Linked DNA regions of Homo sapiens: all the other regions are linked to region 3. A link is a contact called in ENCODE Hi-C or POLR2A ChIA-PET data. All regions are on one chromosome and are shown on one strand. Each heading gives the region's core, a stretch centred on a gene start or an enhancer-like site at or near the end of the contact. The rest is flanking DNA. Distances are from core to core; before and after follow the strand shown.

Region 1 (5,859 bases), core at 3,315-5,814, 67 kb before region 3:
CTGCAGGAGCTGCAATTGCCTCTTGGTGACTGTTTCTGACACACTTTATGTGGAAGTTGGTTCAATCAGGAAAGAGACACCTCTTTGGACCCCCATCTCTCACCCAGTCCACACTTCCTGGTGGTGACTGGTCGGCTCCCTAGTTTCCTGGTCTGGCCTGAGCAGCCGGATCTTCTCCTACGTACCTGCTTCATTTTTCCTGCTGCCTGAAGAGAGTAAGTCTGCTTCCTTCCACTACGTGGGTAGTAATGTGGGAGTGTTTTGATAGCTAAAGGGCCGCTTGCGTGTTTGTACTGAGTTTCACACACATGCAGAGGCACCCAGCCCTGCACCAAGACTCCTGGAGATTGTCCATGGACTCACCCTGGGACAACAGTCACCCCATTTAGTGAGCCTGTGTTTTATGTGCAATTTGATGATCATAGTAGCTCTGTGAGATAGAGTTTCATCAGATATTTAATATCAGATTGTATTAACATCATTATTACTTTACAGGTCAGGAAACTTAGGCTCAGAAAAGTTGCCTAAGATCCCACAGCTTTTAAGCTTTTAAGAGGCAGTTCTGTTTCACCCTAAAACCTGCTGCTCTTAATGACTTGTACATATTGTTCCAACCCTAGGGTGAGTTCTCTGCCCTCTTGGGAGCATCCTCATTTTGAGATCAGGGGTTCTTCATCTTTTGACTTTCCAAGACCCCAAACCTCATCGGAGCACAGCAGGTACAGGCTGGCAGCAGAAGGAAGGGACAAGATCTAGATAACAGTGTGTGGGTGCAGATTCAATAAAAGTAGAGAACTCAGTATTGTGGGGGCCGAGTGACCAGGGCTTGTGATGGACTGAAGGATGGATTGCGGCAAGGCTGTGATATAGATATGATTTCTCATCAGGCTCCAAGCCCTTTAATAATATCTCCTCATGGTCCTGGTTTAGTGGGCTACTCTTTTAGATGAGCCCCACCTCTGCTGCCTATTCCAAGAATGTGATGAGAGAAGGGTGCTAGAATTATGATCACATGCTTTTGAGCTGGAGGGGTCTCAGAGCTCATTTAATCCAATTTCCTCAGGTAATAGGCAAAGAAAATGAGAGATAGAGGAGCTTCTGTGACTTTCCTGAAATGGTGGCAAGACCGAGACTGGAACACAGGTCCCTGTTCTACCCAGTGCTCTTTCTCTGACATCACCTCTCAGTACTCTGAACAGGATTACAGGCAGCTTGAGAGTCTATAAATTTGGGATAAAATACAACAAAGCTTTCATCTTACAAGTCCACACAGATGGGCTACTCCTTCCCCATCCTCTGGCCCTCCTCTCCAAGTAACCTATCTCATTATTCCATTCTAGGCCCTTGGGACCCATCCTCCCCCGTCCTTTATTTGTGTAGTCTTATGAAGAATCCGCAGCGTAAGAATTACTTTCTAACAATGGCATCTAAGAGTGGAAAGTTTAACTGTAAGTTTGGCGGGCAGAGCAAGCATTGTATTCATCTGCAGATGGCCTTTCTCTCTCTTTTGGCATTGATAACTGTCAGTTAGTTCCCCTCCACCCCACAAGAACCTGTATTTGGCAGAATAGATATGTCAGCATTCTTGTAAAGTACATTTTTTCTTTGTGAGAGGCCTTGCAAAATGAGTCCTTAGCTTTCTTCCACTGGCTTCAAAGTGTCTCCTCCTGTGAACATGCTTGATTCCCTTTGGACTATGCTGTGATGAGGTGTGATGTTATGGAAAGATTTAGTTCCTAAAGTCAGATAGCTCCTAGGTTGAGTCCTGGCTCCACCGCTTTAATAGTAGTGAGACCTTGGAAAAGATACTTAGCTCCAAATCTTGACTTCCCTACCTGTAATATGGGAACATTGGGGATCACTCAAGAAAAGGTATATGAAGGGGCCTCCCACGTAAGATGGTCTGGATGCCTCCTGGAAAAGATAGCTTTATCTTTAGGAAGCTGAGGAGATTTGGCTGCCAGTTGTTGCCCGAGAAGGGTAAAGACTTTAACTTCAGGTAAACCTCACAGTCATCGCTTTGGTACACACGTATTTGTGTACCATAAATAATAAATAACAAAAAATAATTGTTTTAAATAAAAATTTTTTAAGATAAAAAATATTTTTAAAAATAATATATTTAGATAGATATTTTAAAACAATTATTTAAATATAATGTATTTAAATAATTTAATTTAAATTAAATAATTAAATTATATTTAAATTTATTATTTAAATATTTTTAAAAAATAATTATTTAAAAATATATTTAAATAATTATTTTTAAAAATAATTATTAAAAAATATTTTTTAAATAAAAAATTGTTTAATAAAAAATAATTTTTCTCTTGCTGTTGTCCATGTTATTTTCCTCAGCGGCATCAGGGAGAGTGGTTATCACCTAGGGGAACAGCAGGGCACAGTGTGGGGAAGTGTGGCTCACAGAGTCCTGGTCCTTCCCCCAGCTGCCATTTACCAACCATCTGAGACATTGGGCATGGTATTTAACTTCAGCTTACTCATCCGGAAAGTAATGGGAACACTTACGTGTCATGGGGGTGACTAGAGGATTGATGGGATGGTGCTTGTGGAGCACTTACCGTTCAGGGCCTGGCATATGGTAGGTGTTGCTTACTGAGTTGGCATAATTTCTGAAATCCTTGTTTTGAGGGTATTTCTACATTATTAACGATAAGCAATAGATGCTTACAGGAACCTCCCCTAGGAGGTGATAATTTTCCTGGTTCCTCCAAAGTTTTTCCAATTGGCTGGGTTATGTTTCTGGTTTTGGAACGCAGGCCTTCCTTAGCAGGAGGGTCCCTGGTCTATGTAGCAAGCGTTGCTTATTCTTGGTTCCCTCCACTCTTTTTGGAGGTTGAAGCTTCACAATCTTGAGCCTTGATATGACTTTACAGAGGAGAGTCTGGTAGAGGGTGTGTTGCTCATCTTGGACCCTACTCGGGATAGGAGAGAGAATAGGGTTAATTTTCAAAGTGCCAAAATACCTTTGCATATATTGTTTCCTCTGCCTGGAATGGCCTCGCTTCTTCTGGTAAGTCCCTAATCATCCTTTAAGAGGCTTTTATTTTGGTCAAAGCGTTTTCCAGCCACCCTCAGTAAGTTCCATCACTCCCTCATCTGTGCACCCCTCTATTTAAATTCCTGCCATGTGTGGTCCAGGTGGCTCTGCTGGCTGTCCAGCTTTATCTCTGACCCCCTCAGCTGCCGAATTCTATGCCCCAGTCTTACTGTGTCCTCTTAGTTTCACAGGTGCACTAGGCCTTCCCTTCCCTCTGAGCTTTCATACCTAGTCCCTCTGTGTGTGACACTGGCGCCCTCCTCTGACCCCAATTTCCTTGGCCCCGCAGCCCCATGTGGTGAACTGCTGCCCATCCTCAAAAAAACCAGTTAAACATCCTTCTCCTGGTAAGAAGTCCCTGTGCTCCCAAGCCTGGGGTCTTCTTATGGGCTCCCGTGAAGCCTTCCCACAAACCCCATCACGCTTTGTGTTTTATATCCATCTCCCCAGCTCGACTGTAAGTATCTTGTGGGGAAGGGGCTGTGTATCTTTCTCCCTATTGTATCCCTGAATCTAGTACAGGCCTGTAGCAGCCATTCATCATATTAAAAACCAAAATCGATTTTCATGTTTTCTTCCCCCAAGATTGCAAGGCCCTTATCTGTGTTATCATTAAGTCCAGTGGTTAGCACAGTGCCGGGGGCTTCTTATTAGGGCCAACTTACAGCATGAACTCCTAGGCCCTGTGACAACCAGCTCCGAAGTTACTTTTTCCCGAGCAATCAAATTTCGCTTTTTAGCATCAGAGGAGCAAGAAGCTGGAAGGAGTCCCAGAGCCCCGGCTCCTTTGAGAAGGCTTCAGCTAACTTCCCCTCCCTGGCGGGTGCTCCTGCATGCCTTCCCTCCTTCCTCTCTTCACTTCCACTTATCCCCACTCCCCACCCCCTACCCAGTCAAGCTGTTATTGGCAATGAATGTAATGTTTCTGGGCTTTTCTTCAGGCTGGGACTCACTCTCATTGTGCTTAAGATCATGAATCAGTTTTGTCCATGCTTGGTCCTGCCAGTGTCAGTAAATGATCTTCTAAATCTGGTCATTGCAAACATGACTCTATCCTTTTCATTTGATCAATATGTTGAGCAACTAGGTCAATGGGAGTCGCCCCGTGGATTCCAGGCCCATTTATTAAAAATGTGGAACAATTTAAGTTCTTGCTGCTTCGACTGAAAGTTGTAGAGCACATGTTGTTTCCAGCAGGCTTCAGGGCTGGAAGGTCAAGTTTCAGATGCGATTAATTCAGTGTAAAGGTGAGCCTGCCAGACTTGGAAGAAAGAAAAACTGACAGCTGATTTATGATGTGGCTTTTAAACAAATCACCCCTAAAACCCAGCTCGTTTCATTATGGCAGAGGTTCAATTTGTATTAAAGTGTCATCCTTGGACACTGAGTGCTGCCCCTATAGTCAGCAGCTGGAAGAGAGAAATGGAATTTCAGCGGTTCCAGAAACCCTCTCCACAATGCTTGGCAAAAGAAATACTGGTGCCTTCAGTTCCCTCTCATATCTACTTAATGACAAAATGTACCATTGGCTGCTGGGCATGTGTGTGACTGCACAAAAATAGCTCTGTGAGTCCCCATTCTTGGGGCCAAAGGAGAAACACCTACTCACAAACTGCCCTTTGCTTTTGTGGCCTGGAGGGGTTTCTGGAGGTGAATGAGATTAGGAGTAGTGACAGGTATGGAGATGAAGCTGCTCTATGCTTTTGGGAAGTGACACCTGCCTGGAAATGTTGACGGGGTCCTTTTTTCTAATTAGCATGCTTCAGTTTACTGTGTGCTGTGCAGGAAATAGAAAGCACACGTCAGTGCTGAGGAAAGGAGAGTGTGACTAAAGCCTTCTCTTAGGTTTTGGGGAGGGCCTGATTTCCAGGTATTTCAGTGCTTAATGACAGACTGCCTTTCTGTTCTAAATATGAAATGGAACATTTCGCCACCATCCAGGCACACTGGAGCCTGAGGTGGACCTCCCGCCCTGCTTCTCCCAGTATGGCAGTGTAAGGAGTGGCCCTCAGACAGAGACTAGTTTCACTTTCATAGGTTTGGTCTTCCCATCTCTGTCCCAATAACAATGACTCAGTGGCAGAAAAAGTGGAGTCATTTCTGAATCCCAGACACACTGCCACATGGGCTCCTAGTTAGTGGACAATCCAGGGAGTAGCTGGCGGACCGTGAGGGAGCCAGCTGTGTGGCTAATGTGGGAGGGCGATGCTGAGAGGCAGGGGCTCTGAAAAGCCATGGTGACAGGGGAAGAGAACCTCTCTGTGAGGGGTGTGTGCACATGCCCGTGTAGGTTTTTGGCCAAATAATGCAGGGTAATGAATGCTCTCACATCCTGGGTTTCCAGGCTGTGCTCTGCTCTCTGCTTGGCTTAAGGTAGACATGTAACCGAAGATTGCTCCTAGGATGGGCAGCGCTTACTCTGGGTGTTTGCAGACAAAATGCCTGTTAGCATTTTGTCTGGCTCTGGAGCCCTGAGCCAGAGACGCCAACATCTCTTGGCTGGGCAAGTGGCTTCCTGGACTGTGGAACTGAGTCCATAAAAGGAGAATTTATGAACAAACAAGAAAACCTGTCTCTTTTCTGCAATGTTGAAAAAATACATTTTCAACATGATGTCTTCACTGCTGCTGTTTTCTGGTAAACCAGTCAAATTTAGTAAATATACTATAGTTCCATATACTATATATAGTATATATGCTATATACTATAGTATATAGCTATAGTATACAAATATAGTATATAGTATATAACTATAATATACAACTATACTGTAGTTCCCCACTGAGTCTACAGTGGGG
Region 2 (6,234 bases), core at 1,259-3,758, 79 kb after region 3:
TGGGGGAACAAGGGTGAATACAGAATGGGGGCAGGCTAAGCTTCCATGAGAACTAAGAGGTAGGCAGTTTGTCATCACTGATCTGTCCTCAGAGGCTACATTAGCCAGGCTCTCAAGAAAATTGGGACATGTCACCTTTGTGGCCCTAAGGTAGAATCTTGGTGTGGGTCACTCTTTCATGTGCCCTCCACTGGGAACCAAAGGTCTGAGGTCAGTGATAGATTGCCCATTGGGTTGAGGGCTGGAGTTAGGATCAGGGTTTACCTGAAGGTGTCAGCTCCAGCATTCACATTAAGAGCCTTTAAACTGTTTATACCAGGGGAGAAATTGAAACCCTCTGCATTGTGGCAGCCTGGAGCCTCGCTCAGGAGAAAATGTTAGACTCTCTGCTCTGGGCAGAAACTTCTTTAGAATTTTGACAATATCAACATTTTAATGGTATCTTAGCCCTGTTGTTCTTATAAAAATATACTGAAGGGGAAGGATATGATTTTGTGGGATCAGAAGCTCCTGCCAAAGTCACTGAACCCACACTAGGACCAAAGCGTTTACCCCAGTGGCAAGGCCATGAAAGGCCATGCTACCCAATGTCAGTGCCCAGTGACAGGGAGGAGGATGTCTTGTGCCCCTTGGACAATTACTGTTATGGTCATGCTTGGGGAAGAGAATCAAAGAAAGATGGCTTTGCAAGCATGAAATGGGAGAAAGACAGTGCAGAAGGTGGGGCCAAAGACAGGATACGATTATTGTTGCTTCTTTGCTGTGTTTGCCAGAGAAAAAGCAAACCTTAGGGATAAAAACATTGTCAATAGTTCTGATGAGGTTGAGTAGTTACAATGAAGATAAGAAAGAGGGAAGAGGAAGAGGTAGAAGAGGAAAAGAAGAGGAGAAGGAAGTAGAAAGAGGAAGGGAGAAGGGAAAAGAAGAGGAGGAGGAAGAAGAAGAGAAGGAGAGGAAGAAGAGAAGGAGGAGGAATGGGCAAGGGGAAGGCAGATGATGACAGCAGCTCTCACTTACTGAGGGTGTCCTTGGTGGCAGGCACAGAACTTCATAGTATGTACTTCATACATCTATGTATGTACTTCACAGATGTACTTCATACACTTTGTCACTTAATCTACACAACAGCTATACAAGAGAGAAACTAGTCTCACCTTACAGATGAGGACATTGTTGCTTAGAGAACAAAAGTTACCCAAGATCACACAACTGCAAATCACAGAGTTGGGACTTAACCCCAAGCTTGCCTGGCTTCAGAGCCATCCGCTGTTCGAAATCATGCTGTTGTCTATGCCAGTGGCTTTCACACTTTTTTTGACTATGACTTATAGTAAAAAAAATGCATTTTCCATCATGAGCCAGTTTGCATATATATGTATATGTACATACATACAGTACAACTAAAACAAAAGTTTCATAAAAATTTTCCCTTGCTATATCCAATGCATATTAATTTTTGAAAATGTTACTCTATGCTCTTTCATTTTTTTCCCTAATGAGAGTTGCACACTAAGTTGATTTCACAACCTGTATTTTGTTTTCTTTTTTCTTTCTTTCTTTTTTTTTTTTTTTTTTTTTGGAGGCAGGGTCTCACTTATCTTGCCCAGGCTAGAGTGCAGTGGCATGATCATGGCTCACTGCAGCCTCAACCTTCTGGGCTCAAGTGATTCTCCCACCTTAATCTGCTTAGTAGCTAGGACTTACAGGTGTATGTCACCATGCCTGGCTAATTTTTTTATTTTTATTTTTGTACAGATGGGGTCTCACTTTGTTGCTCAGGATGGCCTTAAACTCCTGTCCTCAAGTGATCCTCCCGCCTCAGCCCCCTAAGTGCTGGGATTACAGGCATGGGCCACACACCCGGCCTTCAACTTGTAAAAACATTTTCTGTTCTCTGCTCTATGGCAGTTGATTAGAAGTGTCCTTGAACTCCTGCTTGATCTTAGTGGATGCTGGGCAGCATCTCGCTTCTGAGGCATGCAGCTAATTGTGTACTCTGGACCATCCCTCTGGCAAGAGGACATCATTAATAAAATATTTCAGAAATTACAAATATCTGACAAAGCCATTTGCTTGGAAAAGAGTCAGTCCAGGAAACCATCCAGAATATATAATCACTCATCTCAGGCACTGACTGCTAATATTTTAGGCAATTGATGTATGCTTTAGCAAAAGAAACTATTTTCTCTGTTTTCAGAACCTAAAGAAGTCATCTGTTCTGAAAGGCTACACACAGTCGCCATCTAACAATAAATGGTAAAAGAAAAGAAACATGCAAGGTGTTGTGGTGACTCTATCAATCCACCCTCCAGAGTAGTGCTGTCTTTCTCAATTTGGGGTGAATACAACCAGGATCTGAAATTAGATTGCTTTTCAGAGGAGCATGTACATCTCCACCCTGGTTTGGGATTTCAGGGATGATTTTGTTTCAGCAGCTAGGGGCAGTGGCAGGTTGGTTGAATCACATTTAGGTCATGGAAAGTGAAGTCTGATCAGGTGGCTCAGCTCGAGTCAGCCCTGATGGGCTGTGGACTCGGTGACTTCACTCCAAGCAATGTGCACGCTAATTGAGAAAACATGTTCCTGTGATGGCCTCATGCAAAAATCCAGATTTACGAATTTTTTTTATTCCTAAGAATTCCTTAAATATTTGCCGTGCGTGTCTATACAGCCTCCTGGAGTACTTCTCCTTACTGAGTAGGGTTGTGATTTCTGCTGTGGCCCAGGTCAGGCTTTTAAAGGGTGGGATTCTGACAAAGGGCAACTGGGCAAGCAGCCACAGGCCTCGGGGAGAAGCAAGAAGAGGGCAGCAGAGGAGAAAAATAACCCAGACCTCCTGTGCTTTTCCTGGGGCAGAAAAAGCAATTCAAAATCCTTGAAAAGCAATTGTCTGCAATGTCAATGAGGGGGTCCACATCGGGAAGGGGCCTCAGCTTACTGGGCATTGGCTATATTCCAGACTCTGAGGTAAGAACTTTCCAGCACTCTCTCCTTTCCCCTTCACAATTGCCCTCAAAAATCAGTTGGCATCATGATTCCCTTTTACAGATGAAGAAACTGAGGCTTACAGGGGTTAAGTAATGTGCTCACAGAGCTAATGAGAAGTGAACTTGGACCTAAATCCAGTTCTATCTGTGTGCCAGGACTCCTGTAAAATCCTACCTGCCTATGGGACAGCCCCTCACTGCCCTCCGAGGAGCCTCCCTGAAAGCCTTCTTGACATCCAGACCTGTCCCTCTTGGAGGTCATATATTCACAGAATTAGTACTTCCACTAGTTCCAGTTTTGATACTGCTTGCAATTGCTCCATGTGTTAATTCACATAAGAAGATTAAAAAGCCTGCAGACAAATTTTGTTTGGTCTGTACCCATGTGTGGAAAGTGAAGAAATTTCAGAGTTTTGGCTTTTCAGTCTCAAAGTTTTGGCTTTTCTTGAAAAGTTCTTGAAGAGATCTGTATTGGACCTATAATCCTTTACAGCAATGGTTGGCCTGTCCCTTAACAATGAGGCATAGCCTCTCTAGTTTTTCACAGCCCCAGCAATCTCTGGCCTCAGCTCATTTATATTCTCTCATGAGCCACTAAGCCTTTTAGTTATGACTCCTGAGCAAGCTCCTTGGGGCAGGATCATGATTTATATTTATTTTGAGTCCCCAGAGTGCCCAGTGTCCCAGGTAGCATATTAATAAGGATGCTAATTGAGAGAAGAAAATCTATCCAGTAGCCTCATACATGGTGGGCCCCCTCCCCTGTGGGGCGAGGACAATCTTCCCCTTTAACCACAGGTTCTATGTAATTCAGCAACAGCTGCTTAACCCTTGGCTCTTGGTCTGGGAGAGCAGAAATGCCCCACTGCCATAGCAAAATTCACTTTCTCTTTCTTTTCTTGTAAACTTGAAGAATTCCTAAGACATTTAAAATCCTAAAGACACAGAGGAGTTGTTACGTGGAGTAAGGAAGCAAAACATTCTTAAAGCTGCAAGCAAACATGGTCATTCTCAAGAAATGCCTTATTTAGAGAGCATTGCATAACATTTCTGAAATAAGAGTCTGAGGAGAAGTTTGCCTCTGAAAGAAAATTACAGGAGAACCTCCGTGAGTCTTCTCTTACCCAGACATTACAAGGCGAAGATAAATCGCAAGATGAAATGTTTGGTTAAAATTCTATCAAAATGAGAATGTTAACTACAGAAGGTCAAAATATCAGTGAGTAAATTCCTAGAGAAGTCTTCAATGCAACCAAAAAGATTTCTCCTCCCAAAACAGAAAAGCTATATATGCACAGATACATTAAAAACATACAAAAAAGATGTTATCCTACCTGAAATTAAAAAAAAACAACTATGAAGTGGGGGCTCCCCTCAGATCAGCCCTTCCAAGGGAGAACGTGAGGGGAGGAAGCTCATGTTCGTTGGTGCCCCCCTCATGCCAGGCCTGTGCTGCTGTTTTGCCTATGCCTTCCCACTTAATGTGCACAACAGCCAGATGACAGCATAGCTACTACTAATATCTTTGTCTTACAGATGAGAAAACTTAGGGACAGGAGAGGCCCTCCTATGTCTCCACTTTCCTGGAGTACCCCGTCCTTCCCCCTGCTTATCTAGTCCAGCACCTCTCAGGCAGCTAGAAACAGTGTGACTTCTTTTTCTGAAAGTGTTCTCCATAATCCAAAGGGAGCCTGTCCCACTTGGCATCACTCATACACAATGGGGGTTCAATACATATCCATAGTGATGAGGCAGTACCTCAATCGTTGACCTCTCAGCCAGGTCTGCTCAGATCCAAAAATGGGTTGGCATTTCACTAGACTGAGCAAGTGAGACATGCAAGTCACTCCATTACTAATGAGGGTTGTAATCCATCTGTAATGATGAAGAACTGAAGTCAGGACAGTCTCCCCCACCCCCTAACCTGGGCAAGGGCTGAGCTCTTGAGACCATCCTCCCTGGGCTCACTTAGCAACTGCACACAGAGGGGAGGTGACCTATACCACCAACTCTGACTACTGAAGGAGCAGCCAAAGGAAATGGGAAAATCAGCCCATCTGTACTGACAACAAATACTTCGTGGTTATTGGGAAACTGTTCCTGTAGTAGTGGATTGAAATTGCCCAATGTGGAAGGGCTTCTGTGTGAAACTTGGGTGGTTCATTCCCACTGATTTCATAGCCAGCTTCTTTCATTCGCAGGGCTCTCCACCTGCAGAAGCCACCACAGGCGGTGCCAAAAGTGCCAAAACATCTCAATCTGCTTAGCCCAGTGGTGGATTTTCAGGGAAATCCTGACTGTCTGACTCTGACTAATAGTACTACTAAAAAAAAAAAAAAAAAAAAAAAGACTTCCCGCACGTGAATGCGTTGGCTACAGTCTTAGGCAATTCAAAAGCATTGTTGCTAGTTCCACCTGACAGATTTCATCATCAGATCAACCTCATTTGGGGAGGGAGCTCCTTAAGACTTTCTTTCTTTCTCTTTCTTTCTTTCTTTCTTTCTTTCTTTCTTTCTTTCTTTCTTTCTTTCTTTCTTTCTTTTCTTTCTTTCCTTCTTTCTTTCTTTCTTCCTTCCTCCCTCCCCCCTCTCTCTCTTTCTTCATTCCTTCCTTTCTTTTCTTTCTTTCTTTCTCTTTTTCTTTCTTTCTCTCTTCTCTCTCTCTTTCTTTTCTTTTCTTTCTTTTTTTTCCCTCATTTGAAATCAGCGCCAAGCTCTGCAGTTCCTTTTCACTCCTACTTGTAATGAGTTGGGCATGAGTAGAAAGCATGTGTTCCTATAATACCCTCCTACCCTCTGAAGACATTATTCATTTTAACCCTAGGTACTATAAATAAACAAATAGTTCTATTTTCTGTCCCCCAATGAGACCTTGAAGCAGAGGTGAGAATAATGAGCTATTCTACTTGAGAATAAACCCAGTGCCACAAGCACCATCCCTCGAGTGTAGTGTTGCTAGCCTACTTTTTTTCAAGGAAATGTCACGTTATCAATTCTCATTTATTTTCACAGCTTGGGCACAGTTGTATTAATTCGATGTCAATGTGCACTCATGTTGTATTAAGTGCGGTCAGTGTTGGGGGCTTCTGCTTCAGGGAAGGAACCTCCTGATGCCAGAGTGTGATCCACTTAGCAAAGGAGGGAAGGATTTCCTCCCAGTGCTGCAGACTCCACAGGCATGCAGTCTGCCTGTGTTTTTAATAACATATGGCAGAGTAGGAAGCTGCCATGCTCTAATAGCACCTGTC
Region 3 (6,344 bases), core at 3,569-6,068:
CAGGGCCTAGATATCTAGATATCCCTATCTCATGTTTCCAGGTTCCAGATTTCTCAAATAGGGGCCCGATCTTGTTAAATCAGACCTACTTTATTGTGCATTTAACCATGTTTGATGTTTAGCCATTCTATTAAGTGATAATGGGAAATGAGAGCTTCTTTGTAAGCACCTAAAGAGGCTCTCCGGCTTTCACAGCAGATTTTCAATTGCATATTATGCTTAGTTATTCCTTACCTTTCTGTAGTGCATCAATGGTGCTTATTTATAGCCATCTAATCCTGCCCTATTTTCTCCATACATATCAAACAACTTGTACATCACCCCTACTACATTCTCTTTCCCTAGTATATTCTCCCAATTCATCACCTAATGGTTTTAATGACTGGACCACCACCTCATGCCAGAGGCCATTGGTACACTGTCTTATCATCAATGATGGGGTTCTCATTGCCAGATAAGCATTGAGTAATCCAGCTTCAAAATATCATTTTATTGCCTGTTTTCTCACACCATTTCTGGTACTAACTGTTGTAGTTTGGATTCTTTAGATGCAGACATTGAGACGGAATTTGGGGCTTAAGATGTTTATTAGGGAATCAACACCTATGAAGGAAAGGGAGAGAAAGCAGGATTGTTGGGTTATCACACAAACCCAACAAAGTCTTAGCCAACTTGGCAAGAAGTCTGGAGCAAGTATTGACTATCAGAGTGTCTGCCATTAGCCCAAAAAGGCCAGGTCTTTATACCCCCTCCTCTCTTAATCACTAGATGAAGACTGCAATAAGAAGAGCATAATCTCAGGAAAGTATCTCTTTGCAGTATCTCAGGAAAGTATCTCAGGAAAGTATCTTTTTGTAGACTCTGAAGTAGCTTCCAAGTGTAGGCTCTCTACTGCTCCAACTTCTTGAAACTGGGCAGAAAGTCCCTCTGTGAAGGAGAATTTGGCAACTCATCTCTGTGGCTACACAATATGTAATGGCATACATTTGACAATGTATGCTTACTATTAGCATAAAAATTGGGCTAGAATAGGAATAGCATATGCAAATATATTTTACAATCATGATTGGTGGTGGCAGTAGTAGTATTATGCTCAGACAGATATGTGTGAAATGTGGATTAAAGCAAATGAATAGTAATGGATATTTTAATTCTATTACCCTTCATGTCCTTGAGGATAAAAACAATTTTTATATATGTATATCTACTGAAAGGCCTAGAGAAAGACTAGGCCAGTATCAATGAACATTGCTAGAACCTAGAATGTAATATTGAATTATCATTTCCTTCGAAAAGATACCAGGGCTTTTTGGAGAAATGACTGATTCAACATTTGGCAAAGGAATGTATTAGATTAGACTAGAATATTTTGTCATGCAAAATAGCAAAGAAAGTAACAAAGACTATTAAAATCATAACGAAAGGACTAAGGAACCAACTTGAAGAGACTCCTTTTGGCCAAAGAAGGGATAAAGAATCAATAAGAATAAGAAAATTGAAATATATTTACATTCTTGTGTTTATAATGATATTTTAAGAACTAATTGGGTGATGATAGAAAATCAATTTGTTATCTTAAAATTAGTAAGAGGAAATAATAAGCATTTATTCTGCCTTCCTAAATGAACTGAATTATTGAGTAACAAAGTAGCAAAATGAGGGAAGAATTTCTTTATAAAGTTCTCCCAGCTAACAAATAAAAACAAAATTATAAAATTAGAAATATCACCATAATCCAACTGCTAATTAATTATTGGATCTGGACAATAAGCAACAATATCACAAGAAGAGAGACAACCAGGCATTGTATGCCTCCTGATGAATAAACGTTACACCACCTGTAGTATTGTGAAAGAGATCAAGCCTAAATCTGATTGAGCCTCTAGATGCAGCTGCCATTTTTTAAAAAATCCAGGGAACAGAGGAATGTGTTGAACTCCACTATGGGCATGCCATAAGCAAAATCCAGACTGTAGGAAACTCTGGGAGTCAAAAGTCTTGGGTTTCAACAGCTAAATTAAAAGAAAAAAGAAAGAAATGGATGAAAAACTGTAGAGTAAAAGAAATGTTAAAGACCTAACTAACAATATTTTTTAAATGGACATGACAGAATGCTATAGTATCTAATGATGCATACTTAGGTGAGAGAAAAAGCCATTAAAAAACATTCTTATGTGATTACCGTAAAAATCAGGATATGGTTACTTTTGTAGGAATAGGGGGTTGAGATTGGGCCAAGACAAATGGAGGGCTCCTGGGTGGCTGGCAAAATTCTATTTTCTTTTTCTACCATAGTGATGGTTCAGGAATGTTGACTAAAATATTTCACTAGTCTATACATTTGTTTATGCCGTTTTATGTATATGTTTTTCATTTTATAGTAAAATGGCTAAACATTTTTAAAAAGTAATAACAATAAAATAGCAACTTTTGAAGTATGGTTAAAGCTGTACCCAGAGGAAAATTTATAGTCTCAAATGTTTACATTAGAAGAGAAGTTAGGTCATAATTAGTAAATTAAGTTAGAAAAAAACAAAACCAAGTCAAATAAAGTAGAATAAGGGAAATCAAGAAGATAGGAACAGAAATTAATGCATTAAAAAACTAAGATAAAAGATCAATGAAGCCCGAGTGGAGACACTGATAAAAATTATAAAATCAATTATAAGATTGATGAAGAAAAGAAGGAGGTATGTCATATATAGATCATAACATATCTATAGAAACAGGAAATATTTAAAAGACAAGAGGGTATAATGAAAAACTTTATACCAATAAAATTGGAAAACATAGGTGAAAGGGAAAAATTCCTGGACTCAACATTATAAAATGTTTTCAAACTTAATCCAAGAAAAATTAGAAAATATGAATGTTTGTATGAACATTTTAAGGAATTAAGTATTGAAAGAGCTTCCTAAAGAGAAAACACCATGCCCAGACTGTTTTCTAAGCAAGTCTTATAAGAATGCCTACTATCACACTTCTATTTAACATTCTTCTAGATGATATACCTAGCAAATAAAACAAGAATTATAAATGAAATTTATAAGATTTGAATAGGAAAAAAATGAAAAAAATAAAAATGTAGTTTATAGATATGGTTTTCAATACAAAAAACTAAAATAATCTGCAAATAAATAACTAAAATTTAGAGATTCATGTTTGTCAGATATCAATGTATAAATACAAATGTCTATATATAAATAGAAAAGTCTATGGTGTGTCTATATAATGGCAGTATTTTACATTTATATTGAGTTTGAGGGATTCCAATTAATAGCATCTATTTTCCCAGCCTGAGTTCTGAACCAGACAAAACATAGAGATACAGAAAAACTAAACAAATAACCCGATTAAAAATGGACAAAGGACTTGAATAGACTTTTTTTTAAAGAAAACATACAAATGGCCAACAGGTATATAAACTCAATATCACTAATTATCTGGGAAACCAAATGTAAGCCACAGTGAGATATCATGTCACACCTGTTAGGATGGCTATTGTTAAAAGTCAAAAGATAGTATGTGTTGGTGAGAATGTGGAAAAAAGTGAACCCTTGTATACCGTTAGTGAGAATGTAAATTGATACAGCCATTATGAGAACAGTAACATTCCTCGAAAAATTAAATATAGAACTACCTTATAATCCAGCAATCCCACTTCTGGGTATCTATCCAAAGGAAATAAATCAGTATCTTGAAGATATATCTGCCCTTTCATGTTCTTTGCAGCATTATTCACAACAGCCAACATATGGAAACAACCTAAGTGTCCATCAATAGATGACTGGATAAAGAAAATCACACACACACACACACACACACACACACACTTCAGCCTTGAAAAAAATATATTGTTGGCTGGGCGTGGTGGCTCACGCCTGTAATCCCAGCATTTTGGGAGGCCGAGGCGGGTGGATCACCCTCGGCCAAGAGGTCAAGAGATCAAGACCATCCTGGCCAACATGGTGAAACCCTGTCTCTACTAAAAATACAAAAATTAGCCAGGTGCGGTGGCACGTGCCTGTAGTCCCAGCTACTCAGGAGGCTGAGGCAGGAGAATCATTTGAACCTGGGAGGTGGAGGTTGCACTGAGCTGAGATCGTGCCACTGTACTCCAGCCTGAAGACAGAGCAAGACTCTGTCTCAAAAAAAAAAAAAAAAAAAAAAAGATATTGTACTGTTTGTAACAACATGGATGAAGCTTGAGGACATTATGCTAAGTGAAATAAGCCAGACACAGAAAGACAAATACTGCATGACCTCACTTAACATGTGGAAACTAAAAATAATTTGAGCTCATAGTGACAGAGAGTAGAATGGTGGTTACCAGGAGCTGTAGGGTGGGGGAAAAGAGGAGGTATTCATTAAAGGATACAAACCTTCAGTTATAAGTTAAATAAGTACTGGAGACCTAATGCAGGAAACGTGGTGAGTATAGTTACTAATAATGTGTCATGTACATGAAATTTGCTAAAAGAATACATCTTAAGTGTTCTTACCACTCACACATACACACACAGACACACACACAATGGTAACCACGTGATGTGATGGATATGTTAATTAGCTTGATTGTAGTAATCATTTGACAATGTATACATATACTAAAATGTCACATTTTATACCATAAATATATAGAATTTTTATTTATCAATCTTACCTAAATAAAACTGAAAAAAAAAGAACAGGTAGATAGAGGCTGAAATACTTTTATTACCAAAAACATTGATTTTGGAGAATGTCGCTAATATTTATGCAAAAGAGAGATTCATAATCCTGAATTCCAGAACCAGACAGCCTTATCCAGTGAGTCACCAGCAGCATATGAACACCAGATGCTGGTGTTTCTGCATCTCCTGTAAAGGAGGGGTTGTTTCTGTTAGGTTTTCTGCATGGCTTAGAGTAATCAAGACCACATATTCTCATAGACAGAGCAGCTCCTAAGAGGAAGGAAAGAGGAAATGCCTGGGCATGAAAGCCAAGTTTATCCCTTCAAATCATTAATCAGATTATGTTGCTTCTTCTCCCCCAGGGCCAGAGTGAGTGAGGGGCAGAGACAACCAGGATTGTTTCAGGGGTGAAGCTCCCTCCACGTGGAAGAGAATATTTGGAGTAGGGAAGGATTTCCTACCTCCTAGTCAAAAAAGAATTTGTAATATCACTCCCCCTCAAAAAGGCTGGCCCCTAGGAATAGATTTTAAAAAACATATGCAAGATTTTTATGGAGAGAGGTATAAAAATTTACTGAAAGATATTAAAGACAACCTAAATAAATACAGACATATCATGGTCACAGACAGGAAGACTGACCATTGTAAAAGTTATTAATTTTCCCCAAATCAATCCACAGGTTCAATATAATTCTAATAAAATTCTGAAGTAAGATTGTGAAGAATTTGACTATTTTTAAAGTTTATATGGATGATCAAAATGCAGTACACAATATACTCCCAGAGAAAAATGTTAGATAGGAAGACTTGCTCTACCAAATCAAGTCTTATTTCAAGCTATCATAATTAAAAGTGTGGTTTGAGTGCAGAGATAGGAAGAAAGCCCAATGGAACAGAATAGAGCCCAAAGACAGACGCATACATAACTGATGAAAGCCATTACAGGAAGAGCTGGCATTGACGATAAGCTGGGAAAAGACTAACCATTTAACAGATGACATTAAGACAACTGCTCGTCTATGTGGGGGAAAAACTGGATCCCTGCCACAGACACACATTCTAAATAAGTGTAAGGATTCCACTGAAAAAGGAAAACTACAAAATGTTTAATGAAAAATATAGAAAATAGCTTTTAATTTTGGGAGTGGGAAAGAATGCCTTAAACAATATTCATATGAGGAAATCCTTATAAAATTAGATTATAAATTTGACTGCATCATAATCAAAAACTTCTTTCTTTCAAAAGACACCATAAAGAAAAGAGATAAGCCCCAAATTGTTAGAAAATAGTTGCAACATATTAACTAATAAATAATTAATATCTATTATAGAACAAAACTCTGTGAATTAATAAGAAAAAGAAACATGGGCCAAACATATGAACAAGCCTTTCGCAGAGAAGAAATAGGACTGGTTAATAAATGTGAAAAGATGTTCAACTACATAAGTAATATCACAATTGGGTAGCACTTATATCTTCTATATTTTCAAAAACTAACAAATCTTACAATACTAAGTATTTGGAGAATGTGGAACAAAAAAAATATTCCTACACTGCTGGCTGGAGTATAAATTGCCTTAAGCATGTGGGAAAACCATTTGGCATTCCTTGGTATTGTTGAAGACGTGAATGTCCTGTGATATAGGAATTCTACACCAAAGTATCTTTCC
Region 4 (5,883 bases), core at 755-3,254, 110 kb before region 3:
TGGCTCAGAGTGGCTACCATTCAGTACAATGTGTGTGTGTGTGTGTGTGTGTGTGTGTGTCTGTGTGTGTGCCTGCGAGCACACCTGTACATTCCCTCTCATCCTAAATCTTCCAAAGGGACATCCTGAAGATGACACAGTTTAAAAAGGGACCCCATTTTGCAAGACAGAATGTGTGACAATGAGCTAGTTATAGAACCTCTGTAAGTCCAGTGTCCTCACCTGTAAATAGGGAATAATGGTATCCATCTTTACAGTATTGTTGTAATGAGTCATTAAGGTTAGTAAGGAATCTAAATATCAGGATCCAATTTCTGATCCCCAGCAAACATATGAGCCACCGGATCACAGTGCCCACTTGGTGGAGTTTATGTACTGACCTGACACCATTCTTGGTTACCTGGTTCAGTGGTGGAAGCCATGACCTGGTCAGCCTAGAGACCAGCTAATCTAATGTGCATCTGTATTCTATTAAATTTACTTTCCTAAGTATGTTATTTCAGTGGGGGAGGAAGCTTTGAGTGCCTACTATGTGCTGGGCAATTTTCTAGGTGCTCTATGTAAATGATCCTATTGAATCCTTCTCATAGTCTTGTGACAGGTATTACCAAAGCAAGGATTTGCATCCCCTAAGAAATAGTTACCTGAGTGTCCTGAACACAGAGCGGTAGAGTGAAACAAAACTGACATTTTAAGAATCCAAATTGAAGAGATCACAAAGCTGAATGCCGGCAAGACCAAACTCCCTCTCTCATGCCCACTGACTCTTCAACTCATTACAAGACATTGTCTTGGTAGCCATTTCATGAAGTTGGTCACACCCTTCTTCTTGCAGCTCCCTCTTTTCTGGCTTCAGCTCTTTTCTTGTTCTCTTTCCACCTCAATCTCCGTAGTCTCCACGGGGCTGCTGTTTCTCTGACTGCCTCTTAAGCATTAGCTTTCCCTTAGGGTTTGTCCTCAGCTCTTTTCTCTCTTCATGTTGAGTGCTTACCTTGAGAGAGCTTTTCCCTTCCAATGCCATAGGTCACTGCCAACTCCCAGATCAGTTCCCAGTGCTTCAGACTAAACAGTCAATTACCAGTTACCTCCCAGAATTTCCTCTTGGTGTCCCTGGCAGGCACATCCAATTCTGCATGTTCAGAATTGAACTCACCATCTCTCTTCTTAACCTGCTCCTTCTCCTTTACTCCTGGCTTGACGAATGACATCACCATCAAGCTAGCCTCCCAAGCTGGAGCTGAGAGTTAGTCGAGTCCCCTCTCCACTAACAGTGGAGACCCCTCTATTTCCTTTATCCTCCACACCCAATCTGCACCAAGTCCTGCTGACCTTCTTTCCTTCGCATCTGTTCCCCTTTGCGGTTCCCTCATCTTGATCCTAATTTTGGCCCTCGTTTTTAAACTTGGCATCTGTTTTGCTTCCCTGCAGTTCAGCTGCTGCTCCCTTTACCAGAGTGATCCTTTTATAAATCTGCAAAATTGATTGATGCCTCTGTGGCTTCCTGTCATCTTTATAATGAAGGCCAAGCTCTCCATGATCTCCCCCTATCCGCCCCTCTCCAGCTTCCTTTCTGGCCATGACCCCCACCTTCTCTTTCTCCAGGTGGGGACAGAACATCTCCAATTTGTGCTAATGCCCATCCCCCACTTGTCTGTCCAGCAAACATCTCCTCAGCATGAGGGTCTGCTCTCTTGGGAAGACCTTCCTGGCCCATCCACCCCTTCTGCCTTTGCAAGCCTGCATCCTTGGCACCCACGCCTCCCCGACTCGTCCTACCCCCTCAGTCTGGCCATAAACTTCTTGGGAGTGGTGATCATGCCTACTCACATGTTCCCCTGGTGTTTATCATAGTGTTAGCACATAGTGGGAATTCAACCAATGCTTGTTGACCAAATGACTGAAGCAGGGTAACGGAAAATTCAAGTCCATGCTGATCTATTAATACCTGGACCTGAGGGGTGGTGAGCGCTCGTTCCCCCCGCTAGAGGGCACTCTGGTCGTGTGCTTCACTGGAGGCCGCGAGCAGTGTGGCTCCACTTGGGAGCCTTGTGAAACCAGTTACGCTCCCGTTGCTGGCAGCTTGAGCCAAGCAGCACAGACGCACTTACGGCTCAGGCCAGTCTCCTTACCAGGCGCCATCATTCTCTTCACATGGACCCTTTGTTTCTCTCATTGCCTTCCCCTCACCTCACCTCACCTCATGCTCCCCCTGGAGGTACACAACCTTCACCTATGGCACATTCAGAACTTTCCCTACTTCCTTTAGCGGTAGCCAATAATATCTGAAATAACTTCAGCTAAGACCCTAATTAATGCCCATTCCTGAGGGTGTCTTCCTCCTGTTGGGTTAGTTGCGACTTACCAATTGCTTTTAATGCCTTTGAGTGACATGGGACAGTGATGTGTCCTGGTGGTGGGGATATTTTTGATGGGAAGGATGGGGTTTCCCTAGAGCCCCTCAAGCCACCCCACACAGTGGCCTTCCTAGGAGTGCTCGGCCCCGCCTGTCGTGCCAAGGGCCCGCGTCCATCGGCGTTCCACTCACAACATGCCTACCTATGGGAGTGTGGTGGGCCCTCGGGAAGTTAGTGTCCAGTTTTGAACAGAGTTGTACTTTTTATTTTTATTTTTTAAGAAAATGTGGTAAAAGTAATGCATTATTCAGCTTCATTCATAAAGCTTCTTTTTCATGGAGTTCCACAGTCTTATGTGTTGTGAAACCACACTTGAATTATTGTGGATAATTACTATTATCCACAATAATTGTGCATCTCTTTTTAAATACTGTGGGAATTACTCAAGGGTGATATCAAAAGGAATGGCACATCGGAGTGCTGGGGCTCTGGGAGCTGTGCCATTGGAGGGTCAGTTGAAGAAATGGGGATGGTGTAGACTGGAGAAGAAAAGACGTTAGAGAAGTATGACAGCTTCCTGACATGCAGATGCTTCTATTTCCATCAACATGTTATAAAGAATTAAAAAAATAAGTGTTGTCAATATTCAAGAAGCTCCTGGGATCCCTTTTGTAGAGCAGAATCTGGGGAGTGGGGTAAGACAGGAAACAACAGAAAATTAAAAAGCAAGAGAGGCTGAGAGTATCCACCATCATTAGTTGTGCAGGATGGGGGTGGGGGCCTCGTGGAGAAAGGCTGCAGCCTGCTTGCGGGCTTGGTTGGGAATAGTCAGAAGAGGGAGAGTTTTGGGAGCCTCTACACCGAGTAGGAGATCCAAAGAGAAATATGAGGAAAAAGGATTGTAAGAGGATGATTGTTTTTTAGTAATTTTTGAGAACTCCCAGCATGTTTTGAATTGCATTTTCACCTACTCTAGGTTGTTAGACTCTTATTTGAATGAGATTTTATTGAGACAGGAATACATGGAATGCTGGGATTACCTCGGTTAAATGAGGAAGCATTTTTCTAATAACCAGTCAAGAGCAGGCCAGGCTTCCTCACCAGGATGAGTTGAGACCTACTGAGTTTGGATGAGCACCTGTAAGGAATGTAGGGGTGTTCTGCCCTGGGTGGAAGGCTGTGATGGCTTCTAGGATCCCTTTCAATTCTGAGGTTCTATGACTTCATGAAAACAAGACATTGCTGGACAAGTTTGAGTGGCCCACCTTCCTACCTGCCTATCCCACAGTCTGAAGTGGCATTTATGAAAAGCTGGGAACACAGAAGGAGACAATGGGTCTCCAGCCTACGGTGAACAGTTCTTTTCTGGCAGCTAATTTAGCTCTAGAAGTTTCCAGTTCCCACCAAAACATTGAGAGATCATCCTGTAGTTTGGGGCACACAATCAGAACAGTTAAATAAAAATGCAAGTGGTTAGTTTTACATCTGCTGGGGACATTCCATGGCCAGCTACATAGAAGTCTAGGCATTCTATGTCTCCAGCCCTAGGAGCTGGGGATACAAGTGTCACTGAGACATAGCTCTTATTCTTGAGGCATTCATCATCTGTGGAAGAGAGAGCCATGGAAACCAGTGATTACAATCCAGTGTCCCAGCATAGATAGAAATATGCATAAGGAGGGGGACATGGGAGGGGAGGACAGCTTTGCTGCAGAGGCTGTTCTTGAGCAAGTTTGAAAGAGTAAATGTGGTCTACCAATGAGGCTTACCAAGAGCAAGGCTATGGAAAAGGCATTCCAGGCAGACAAAGCACCATGGGCTTAGGAGCAGATATGTGAGGCCAAATAATGTATTAGGGGAGTTGAGGCCAGGGAGGGGTGGTCTGGCTGGATCCTGAAGGTCTAGTTATGAAGTTGTATGACATGAGACTGCAGAGCTGTGAAGGGCTTTGTCTTCCATGCTAAGGAGTGTCAGCTTTATCCTACAGAGGTTTTGGATTCCTGAAGCATTTTAATCCTACCCCTTTGTGGCGAGCAAATAGAGGATGGATTGGAGGGGTGTGAATGAGTGTGTACACATGTAAACGCACATTTATGGTTGTGCATGGTCCAGATAAGGGCTCAGGGGCATGGGGAAACTTCCCAAGCAGAGAGCTTCACAATCTGTTTCTAAACCAAGCTTCTATCCCCAAATTGTTTCACTTTATTCTTGTGGAATAATAAAAAAAGTCATTTAGCTCAATTATCTCATTTGACAGAGTTGGAAATTGAGGCCCCAAGAGGGACAGTTCCTTGCCCAAGGCTACATAGCTAGGGATTGGCAGATCCCATGGATTGTTGGCTCTTGATCCAGTGCTTTCTTTATGATGTCATTCTGTTTTCTGAAATTCTCTGATACCCATAGGACAATGTTCTAGCTCTGGAGAATGGCTGATAAGGCTTTGGCAATCTGGGCACAACTGTCTTTCTTCCCCATTAGGTCCCCAGCACATAGTATGCCTGGGGACATCTCTATGCCTCACTTTAAAAATCTCCTGATTCTACTCTTCCTGAAGAACTCCTACTTCCTCTTTAAGGTCCAGGGCAAATGTCACCGCTCATCTGAAGCAGTCCCTTAGCTCAGTGACTCCTCTGGGCAAAACAAATCATGTATCCTCCGTGTTTGTAAAGCACCCAATATGGCAGGTTTATTAGCTTCCTGCTCCATGAGTCTGCAGGCTCCTTGAAGAAAGGCATCATTTCTATCTGCTTCCTGGTTGTAGCTCCAGTGCCTAGCATGGTACCTGGCACATACTAGATGTCCACAAAATGTTTGTTGAATGACTAAATTAATGAATGTATCAATTAAAAGTCTCACCTCAAATCCCTTCATATGGGTCTATTGTGAGGTCCTTGGGGCTCTAACTGAGTCCATGATTTTCTTATTTTAAAAATCATGAAGTGGCCGATGCTGGTGTTCTCAGTAGAAACATGTTAGAGCTGGAAAACTTTCTATGCATTTCTTTTCTCTAAAGCAAAGTGAAGGTGGGGACTCTGGGCTCATTGCTCCTTTGTAATTCCTCTGTATTATACTGAACTGAGGAAGTTAATTTTCCCTGAATACTTTCGGCACTGTAGAATTTGTTTTTTCTCATGACTAACTTAAAGCTATTCTTACAGTTTAGATTTGTTTTGGGTCTTTAGGGGAAAAATTCTCTTGCTTTTTTTTTTTTTTAAATTTCTTCCTTATCCTTCTCAAATTCCATGCTTGCTTAGTCTTGTTTAAACAATTAGATTCACTTTAAGAAAGCTAAAATTAGAGCCACTATGGGGCAGCACTCCTGCCCAGCCAGCCATCTTTTCCTCTCCAGAAGAGCCTTTTTAATCTGAGTCCTTTTGCCAACTGATAAACACCTCATGAGCAGCACCCAGGCCGCGTCTTTCCAAGAGTTAGCTGTTTCTGGATGGAGATGACTTGTTCTTTGTTTAAGGGAGAGCCATTTACAATTTTTTTTTTTCATTGGATTGAAACTCCTGGGCCTGGTGCAGGC

What was found. A loop is a pair of places that touch in the nucleus more often than their neighbours do. ChIA-PET counts read pairs that join two places held with the same protein, here RNA polymerase II (POLR2A). Pooled maps may share reads with other maps.
Region 1: a map of heart left ventricle shows a loop between it and region 3 (8-fold over the local background). The contact joins two enhancer-like sites. A Hi-C loop is called at or near these places in 8 of 168 maps with a recorded cell type or tissue (IMR-90, Right ventricle myocardium superior, cardiac septum and 3 more) and 4 of 50 pooled maps. POLR2A ChIA-PET finds 5 or more read pairs at or near these places in 2 of 52 experiments (AG04449 and IMR-90).
Region 2: a loop to region 3 is called in a pooled map, with 2.0 times the contacts of the local background. The contact joins two enhancer-like sites. A Hi-C loop is called at or near these places in 1 of 168 maps with a recorded cell type or tissue (heart right ventricle) and 3 of 50 pooled maps. POLR2A ChIA-PET finds 5 or more read pairs at or near these places in 2 of 52 experiments (H1 and HEK293).
Region 4: a pooled map shows a loop between it and region 3 (3-fold over the local background). The contact joins two enhancer-like sites. A Hi-C loop is called at or near these places in 7 of 168 maps with a recorded cell type or tissue (Right ventricle myocardium superior, heart left ventricle, heart right ventricle and 3 more) and 3 of 50 pooled maps. POLR2A ChIA-PET finds 5 or more read pairs at or near these places in 1 of 52 experiments (CD8-positive, alpha-beta memory T cell).

What each region holds. Positions count from the first base shown.
Region 1 is chr1:115,180,012-115,185,870 of GRCh38, forward strand. No RefSeq gene overlaps it. Among named protein-coding and RNA genes, the nearest start is that of LINC01765, 83 kb to the left of the region's middle. RefSeq lists an enhancer at 1-448. Within about 2 kb of position 4,565, at least 11 of the 41 ENCODE cell types and tissues checked have a DNase peak (open chromatin) inside an H3K27ac peak, as active enhancers do.
Region 2 is chr1:115,328,188-115,334,421 of GRCh38, forward strand. The region is part of intron 1 of NGF (nerve growth factor); the gene reads right to left. All of the region lies in intron 1 of NGF-AS1 (NGF antisense RNA 1), which reads left to right. Among named protein-coding and RNA genes, the nearest start is that of NGF, 6.9 kb to the right of the region's middle. Within about 2 kb of position 2,509, at least 6 of the 41 ENCODE cell types and tissues checked have a DNase peak (open chromatin) inside an H3K27ac peak, as active enhancers do.
Region 3 is chr1:115,247,158-115,253,501 of GRCh38, forward strand. No RefSeq gene overlaps it. Among named protein-coding and RNA genes, the nearest start is that of NGF-AS1, 33 kb to the right of the region's middle. Within about 2 kb of position 4,819, at least 2 of the 41 ENCODE cell types and tissues checked have a DNase peak (open chromatin) inside an H3K27ac peak, as active enhancers do.
Region 4 is chr1:115,137,092-115,142,974 of GRCh38, forward strand. No RefSeq gene overlaps it. Among named protein-coding and RNA genes, the nearest start is that of LINC01765, 40 kb to the left of the region's middle. Within about 2 kb of position 2,005, at least 2 of the 41 ENCODE cell types and tissues checked have a DNase peak (open chromatin) inside an H3K27ac peak, as active enhancers do.